Linked DNA regions of Homo sapiens: all the other regions are linked to region 1. A link is a contact called in ENCODE Hi-C or POLR2A ChIA-PET data. All regions are on one chromosome and are shown on one strand. Each heading gives the region's core, a stretch centred on a gene start or an enhancer-like site at or near the end of the contact. The rest is flanking DNA. Distances are from core to core; before and after follow the strand shown.

Region 1 (2,731 bases), core at 138-2,637:
TTACTAATTATTCTTGGGTGCAGCATATTTTGTAACCACCTAAGCACACACTGATCCAAAGCTGAATATTATAAATAGTTATAATCACATTCATCAAAAAGTTCAAAGTGAGAGTGGGCTAAAAAATAAGTAGGAGTCAGAAAGAGAGAGTAGGAGATTGGGTAAAATGATAAAATAATGAGAAAAAGAAATAATTTCTATGTATCAGGTAGGAGAGAGAAGCTATTTCCTAGGGCTTTGGGGGAAATGAATTTCCCACACCAAAGGTGGAGTAGATTGAAAAACCGATAGATTGCTCTTCACTCCTTCACTGAGGTTCTGAAACTGTAGGCATTGAATGCTGCATTAAAGATACATGTGCATCTTATTCCTCATAAGTAAATTACATTGTTTTATTACTATGCTGTGTGGCCCAAAAGGCAAGCAATAATTTTTAGTGGCTGAGAAGAAACTAGTTTCACAAACAAGGGGCACTTTGAAAAAACAAATGTACTCAAAAAGACAATGTTGCTCTGGGCTTTATTTAGAATTAAATTCCAGAACTCACTCAAAACTGCAGAACCAGTACTCAAATTTGGTACCCCTTTTGCTCATCCTTCCTAAAGTCACCCTTCACACACAAATCTTTCCACCCTCCTCTCCAGGCATTTTAAATAGCTGCAGGATTAGAAATTGCAAAACAGATGCCTCCGGCCAAAAGCACCAAGTTTTGCTGATAAATTTTCCTGAAATCACACAAATGGAAAAAACGGAAGTCAGAAGTGTACATTTTATATTCAGCAGCTAAAGTCTGAAATCTCAGGTTATAAGTAAATTATTTTGTGATTAAATCCTAATCTCATCAATTTAAAGAACCAAAAACCCAGCTCAATAATCCACCACAATCTTACCTTGAAAATGTGGTTCTCTTATTTGAATGTCTTCTTCCAGTACTAATTCGATTTCTTTTCCTGAAAATTCTGCCACATGGTGCTACTTTCGGACATTTAATATATTTCATTTATAATTACTCTCACGTGTAAATGGTATCTTTAAATAATATGTGCAGGAGTTCTTAATAAGTTTTCACAACTCTCCTTATAAAGCAAAGCTATTCATTTTTAGAGAGTTTGAACGTTTTGGTGTTAATTTGATAAATAACAGCTATTGGACAACTGAAGAGAATAACCACTCACAGGCAATCTTCTCTTTGTACTTGATTTTAAAATATTAATATTTCATTCATGGTGTCTTCTCAAATTAAATTTCTCAGGGTTACTGGACCTCAGATACTAAAAGGACAAAGAAAAGGGACAGATGAGAACAGCTACGAAGCGATAGTGAAAACATATGGTGTCCATCTTGTAAGCATAAGGCTCCCTGGTATTGCTGCCACTCTCCCTGTGCTCGGGAAAGCTGGAAGAAGCCAGTAGGCAATCTGGTGTCTCGTCAGAAGAGTGCCAGAAACAGGTGTTGCTGACCTAACCCTTTCCTCCTACCACAGATTCTCTTGGTAAATCCTACACTCGTTACCATAGCATTGCTTTCAAACACACTTATCAGATGAAAACCAAGTGTTCCAAAATAACAGTTTATATGGAGTCAAAATGCTGAAAATTGCTGTGATTGGTTTTTTCTTTCTCTTTTTTTTTTTCAGTTTTTAGAATCGGGTAATTTTAAAATTACAATAAAATGCACACATTTTAAGTGTTCCCTGCGTGAGTGTTGATGGTTGTATACACCGATGTAGCACCACCCAAAACAAGATACAAAACGTTTCAATCACTCCAGAAGTTTTCCTCCTTCTCCTTTTCAGTCAAACCACACTGTACTGATTTCCATTGCCATAGACAATTTTGCCTGTCTTTGAACATAATATACTGTATATATTCTTTACATCTGGCTTTTTTTTGCCAATATATATTTTTAAGACTCATTCTTACTGTTGCATGTTATCACTAGCTCATTCCTTTTCATTACAGAGTAATATTTAACTGTATAAATATACCACAATTTGCTTACTCATTTTCTAGGAAATGGATATTTAAGTGTTTCCAGATGTTCTTGGAACAGTCTCATATAAGACTTTGTGTAGACGTATGTGATCATATCACCTGGATAAATACCTAGGAGTGGAATTCCTGAGACACAATATGTTTAACTTTTAAGAATGTGGCAAACCTTTCCCCACAATCGTTGTAATATTTTACTCTACTGACTTGTTAGTATTTATCTTTCTCCATATCCTCATCAATATTTGGTGCTGTCAGTCTTAGCCATTCCAGTGAGTGTGAAATGCTAACTCATTATGATTCTAAATTGCATCTCTCTGACGACTTATGATGTTGAATAGCTTTTCAGGTGTTCATTAGCCTCATCCTATGTAGGACATCTTATTCCCAAATTTTCTTTTGCTAAGTGTCTTTCCAGACTTTGGCCCATTTTTTACTGAGCTGTTTATCTTTTTATTGTTGACTCGTAAAAGTTATTTATATATTCTGGATATGACCTATTCATGAAAAATAAGTGATGAGAATTTTCAAAGTCTGTCGATTGCCTGTTCACTTTCTTTTAATGAGCAGAAATTAAATTTTATTGAAAATCAAATATTCTTTGACAGGTGAAATGTTTTTAATTCTAATACATTTTTGCATACCCCAGGGTTACAAAGATATTATTTATTTTCTTCAAAAAGCTTTTTGATTATAATGTTTATATTTAAGTTTATGATCTATTTCTACGTAATTTTTGT
Region 2 (2,700 bases), core at 131-2,630, 38 kb after region 1:
GTTGATATAAGAGATAAGCTTTTGTTTTCACATCAATTTAATACACTTTTATTAAGCACCCACCGAATCACCAAAAACCTGGTGGTTTGGTCTTCATAGATAAGTTGCCACCCTCAAAGCCCTCTACTGAAGGCGCACTCATGCTACGTGCCAAGTTCATAAGTGACACTGGTTTCTTGCATTTCCATACCGCCACGGACCCGGATTTCCTTGGGGATCTGAAATAGCCTAATGCTAATTCCAGCTTCTATGCTGGTGAGGGTATTATCAGCAAGGAATTAGTTGAACCATACTCAGCAGGAGAGTATATTCTCTGCTATGATTGATTCTGGATAGTTCAGAAGAATGCAATCCTATGAAACATGATATATTCATTGGCTAATTTTCAGGACAGACCATGAATTCTGATCCCAGGCTCACCGCAGTACTATCGTCAGCTTCCCTGATAAAAGCAAAGCTTCTGAGATGCTCTTGCTATTGTTTGGAGGAAGGTATGGTTCAGCAGGTAATTAGGTTTTTATTGGCAAAATCTGCAAAGTTCCCATTCTCGTTTTAAGAACCAGTTTCTCTTATCAGGACTTTCCTAGTAGAGATCATATTTCTGCAGGAGATTTGAGAAGGCAGAAGGGAGAATGTCTGACCTGGCCCAGATAGATCATGAGCCCTAGGCTAGAGGTGACTAGGGAGGCTGGGACTTGCCTCAGGGACGTGGTTGCGCCCCTACATTATACATTACTTAGTTTCCTTCCAGACAGGGAGGGGAGCCTTTCATTTTTTTGTTTGAGATCACCTTTCATTCATTCTCTCATTTGGCATACATTTGTTGAGTAACTGCTATGTATCAAGATATGAACCAGGTGGCTCATGCCTGTAATTCTAGCACTTTGGGAGGCTGAGGTGGGCAGATCACTTGAGGTCAGAGACGGGCATGGTGGTGCACGCCTGTAATCCCAGCTACTGGAGGGGCTGAGGCAGGAGACGGGCTTGAACCCGGGAGGCGGAAGTTGCAGTGAGCCAAGATCGCACCACTGCACTCCAGCCTAGGGGACAGAGCAAGTCTCTTTCTCAAAAAGAAAAAAAAAAAAAAAGAGATATATACTGGGCACTCACTGAATGTAAGATTAAGAAGATACACTTTATTGTCTTTAAAAGGAATGCAAAGTTACAAAGTATGTTGTTAACCATTGTAATAAGTGCAATAAGCATTTGGTATTGCAAAGGGCTGAGAAACACACTCCGTCCTACAATAGTGAATTAGGGAGGGAGGGCTTCTTTGAGGAAGTAAATGTGTTAAAGTTTTAAAGATGAATAGTTTACTAGGTTCAGAATGAGCAAAGGAAGGAGGTATTTTAGGCAGAGAATGTTACGTGACTGAAGGCACTGATGCCAAGAAAGCAGGAGCACTCAGGAAATAGTGAGTTCTTATTTGGGAATGTTTGAATATGGAATGATTGGTGATGATGCACAGAATGCTGTTAGAGGGTAGGAGAACGAGTTGAAAAGGTGAAAATGCAGGCAGAGCCAGAAGTCTAAGGAGCTTGGAGGACACAGAATTAACCCCATGGGCTCACACTGGACACTAGTAGTTGTATCACTTTTGTTCGGCTAACACATGGATTTTTCTTGTTTTAAAAATATTTGAACTAGAATAACTTTACCTCCTCCATTTAAGGTAGAGCCACCCCTTCCTACAGTATTCCACCAGAAGCCTTACATTCTTTACTACTCCCCCAGGCCCCTAAAGACAAGTGAGTGTGCAATTTCATGAGCAATAAAAAGTCACCAGAGGATTTTAGGCAGATTTAACAGATTTGTATTTTAGAATGATTGCTCTAGCAATAGTGGCTATTATCACAACTGGGAAGGGGAAGCAGGCCCAAGTAGATGCTAGAGCAATAACTGAGGTGAGACATGATAACGCTCTGGGTTAAGGCAAAAGATATGGGTTGTAAGCTACAGATTAGGAAAGTCTTCAAAAAGTGGCTAGCGTAAGAAGAATCTGCTGAGGACCAACATTTTTAGAAATAAGCAAATTCCCAACAAAGGGATAGAAGAACAAACTGGGGAGAATGGCTGTATACTGAATTCAAGATTGGGGCATGTTGAAATTTAGCTAATAGGTTGACAAGCTGGATATTCATGAGTGGTAGGAAACAGAAGACAACTAGACAATTAGAAGGAACTTGGAATACAGTATGAGGTGCTTGAAGACATAGGGATGGCTGTTTCTGCTCAAGATGTAATGAAGGAAGAGACAGCTGTAAGGCAGAATATCGGCAGTTATGGGAAAATAAATCTGTTATGAGACCAGATGAAATTAGCATTAAGAAGAGAACTAGGAGACACTGGGTTGTGAAAACCAAAGAGAAAAATGGGTCAATGGCTTGCCCAGGCCAGAAATGCAAGTAGAAGGAGTTGCTGCTTCTGACTCAGGCCTGCCTGTTTTCTGAGTGATTTTTGATTGCTACACTCTTGGTATATATCATCTATAATAGTCAAAGTAGGCCAGAACTTCACCCTTAAGCATCTCAGTCTCCCCAGAACAGGCCTTTCCAGAGTGAACTACAAGCAGGAAATCTCCCCTTCAGAGGGCTGTCTATTCTTTGGCAGGTAGACCTGACTTTAGTAGTAAAGGCACAAAATTCTCTGGGATGCAAGCAATTCCAAAGGGATCTAAAAGACCATCCCTGCTGCTTACTT
Region 3 (2,700 bases), core at 124-2,623, 39 kb before region 1:
AGGGTCTACCATTTACAATTTAAATACTTTACTTGGGAGGTTAAAAGTTCAAAGTTGAGTCACAGTCTGAGGTGGCTCTGCTCTTCCTTTTTAATTATCTGAGGTCAGGAAGTTAATAATACGAGAAATCCCCAGCGGAGACCTCTTGTGCACTGTGTGAACTTTAAACTTGCTCATTTTTTTCTTAAGGGTAAAAAGTTCAGCAGAAACACAGTGGACTTTTCCTCTTAGCCTCCACCCATTCATCCCCCAAGGTCAAAAGTTGAACTGTAAAACAGAAACCCTTGTTCTCTGATCCACATTTAAACAGATCACTTATTAAAAGGTAAACATTCCACATGCAAGCCAAAGTTCCAAGTGAATCTGCTCAATAAAAATAAAAAAACTGTAATAAAGTCTTTGATCTTTTCCACTTGTCTTAGAATTGAACAACAGAATTTATTTTCTCGTTTTTTGAATCTCAGAGAAGGGGCAGTCATATAAGCTCTTTCCTCACCTACCTCTGCCCTGAGATTGGCATATCTAAAAGAGATAAACCTAAGATATTTTAAAATAGTCAGATTTGGAGCCTTACCTTAAGGCAATTTCTTCAACTAATTCTACGCCATTTATGTTTGTTTATTTGTTTTGCTCAAACAGGAATTCAAGAACAGCAAATGTGATTTAAATCAGAGATATAAAGTACTACAGAATAAAAAGGAGTTTGCTGAAAATGGTAGAGGATGCTGTATTAGTCCGTTTTGCTGCTGATAAAGACATATCTGAGACTGGGCAATTTACAAAAGAAAGAGGTTTAGTGGACTTACAGTTCCACTTGGCTGGGGAAGCCTCACAATCATGGTGGAAGGTGATAGGCATGTCTCATATGGATGGCACAGGCAAAAAAAAAAAAATGCTTGGGCAGGGAAACTTCCTCTTATAAAACCATCGGATCTCGTGAGACTTATTTACTATCATGAGAACAGCATGGGAAAGACCTCCCACCAGGTCCCCCCGACCCACCACAACACGTGGGAATTTAATATGAGATTTGGGTGGGGACAAAACCAAACCATATCAGATGCAGAGAAAATAAAGAAATGGATGAATATATCCAATGAACCTCATATGAATAATGAATGGAAAATATCTGAGATCTTCACAGTGTTAAAGCTCAAACAAGAAGTGAAATAAATAGCTACAGAGCTCCAAATAAGTATTTAATGATAGTGACAAGACTCACTTTCTTGAAGTAATGATGGCAAACTTTAAAAGTATGGAAAAGCCATTGACCGAATACTAACCCAATCCAATCAGCATGCTTAGGAAAACTCCCTGAGATGATCACATGAAGCTGTTATTTCATGCAACCCATGTGTCCGTTTTTTTCAATGTGTACTTATTGGAAATGCTTTCACTTGTTTAAACAAGTCCTACCTGTGACTCAATATTTGTTTAAAAACTTTTTAAGAAAGCATCTTTGTCACCGTTTATCTATCTAAATGCGAATAATACCACTTGCTTCCCACCTTAATAATTTTTGTAAAGATTCTCATTAGAGAATACTTAAGCACAGAAAACGGTAAGAGCCTTGAAATTAAGATATACAATGAACACGTTTATAATAAATACTTTTCACTGATGTCAGTTTCGACAGTGTCATTTAAGTTTAAACGACTTTGTGATCACTTCTAACACAAATCAAAACTAGAAGATATGGCTCTAAGTAAGTTGTGTTCTAGATCCATTTACACTGTGAGTAACATTCACGACACCCTCTGGGACTCCTGGATGCAGCTGGTGACCCAGACCCAGGAATGACACAGCCAGGAAGGAAGTGAGGAAGGTGCACAGAGCTACTTCCTCTTGTTAGAACTCCCCTCTCAACAGCTGTAAGGAAGAATGGAAATTCCCTATGAATCAAAGTGTGACTTCGAAGTATGGGATACAATTTGAGAGACCTGATCATATTGATTAGGATGTTGACCAAAAGGAAGTCACTGCATTTCATTTGGACACTACTCAGACATTTAAGCTGGTATGACATTCATGAGAAACTTCTGGTTTCAATTCATCTTTTTCCCATGAATATTTATGTTCCTTTTTTTTAATCTTTAAGTCAGTTCATGATATTCAAGCTAGTTATTTCCAACCTTCTGTCTGACTGAATTCTGTATTAAATCTTTCTTTGTTTCCCCCCTGCAAAACAGGTTAATTCATGAGAGGCTATTATATAGCAAGGACCATGCTGCCATGCTGTCTGTGTTCTGGGCATATGTACCCTCAAAGTCCTCATAGGATAGAAATAGTACTAAATCTGTATACAATGAACTGGACACAACAATGTGGGGACTATACTACAAATACTATGAACAAAGTGCCGGGAGAACCCTGAGTCTTTGCCATGTTCTTTGATGCCTTTGTGCCTTACACATTCTGATCCCGCCACCTAAAATAATCCTCTTGTCCTTCATCCCTGGGACCCTGTACTCTGCCTCAGTGCTTCTCTTCCTACACACTTCACCTCCCCTTGCCTCTCTGAATGTAAGTGTCTCTTCCACAGCAATCTGTGCAAAGACTAACACCAGAGTAACTATCTTACAGTATTGTAACACTTAGCTAATTTTTCTGCCTCCAACAATAAATTCTGATCTATTTGAGGAAGTGAACTCCAATACCATTCTCAAGGAAGTCCTTTTTTAGAAATATAGACTGAAACCT

What was found. A loop is a pair of places that touch in the nucleus more often than their neighbours do. ChIA-PET counts read pairs that join two places held with the same protein, here RNA polymerase II (POLR2A). Pooled maps may share reads with other maps.
Region 2: a loop to region 1 is called in a map of PC-9, with 5 times the contacts of the local background. The contact joins the enhancer-like site here to the promoter of ASMER1 in region 1. A Hi-C loop is called at or near these places in 2 of 168 maps with a recorded cell type or tissue (Calu3 and PC-9), 1 of 37 single-sample maps with no recorded cell type and 4 of 50 pooled maps. POLR2A ChIA-PET finds 5 or more read pairs at or near these places in 2 of 52 experiments (PC-9 and activated CD4-positive, alpha-beta T cell).
Region 3: a map of sigmoid colon shows a loop between it and region 1 (1.9-fold over the local background). The contact joins the enhancer-like site here to the promoter of ASMER1 in region 1. A Hi-C loop is called at or near these places in 4 of 168 maps with a recorded cell type or tissue (PC-9, heart left ventricle, psoas muscle and 1 more) and 2 of 50 pooled maps. POLR2A ChIA-PET finds 5 or more read pairs at or near these places in 6 of 52 experiments (Caco-2, H1, MCF 10A and 3 more).

The regions. Positions count from the first base shown.
Region 1 is chr21:14,917,281-14,920,011 of GRCh38, forward strand. It overlaps ASMER1 (adipocyte associated metabolic related lncRNA 1), which reads right to left and starts at 1,388. Exons shown (of 4, transcript NR_146322.1): 1 at 891-1,388.
Region 2 is chr21:14,955,596-14,958,295 of GRCh38, forward strand. No RefSeq gene overlaps it. Among named protein-coding and RNA genes, the nearest start is that of ASMER1, 38 kb to the left of the region's middle. Within about 2 kb of position 1,381, at least 2 of the 41 ENCODE cell types and tissues checked have a DNase peak (open chromatin) inside an H3K27ac peak, as active enhancers do; they include PC-9, where a contact is called at or near this core.
Region 3 is chr21:14,877,807-14,880,506 of GRCh38, forward strand. The region is part of intron 1 of ASMER1 (adipocyte associated metabolic related lncRNA 1); the gene reads right to left. Among named protein-coding and RNA genes, the nearest start is that of ASMER1, 40 kb to the right of the region's middle. RefSeq lists enhancers at 244-313, 1,722-2,016. Within about 2 kb of position 1,374, at least 6 of the 41 ENCODE cell types and tissues checked have a DNase peak (open chromatin) inside an H3K27ac peak, as active enhancers do; they include PC-9, where a contact is called at or near this core.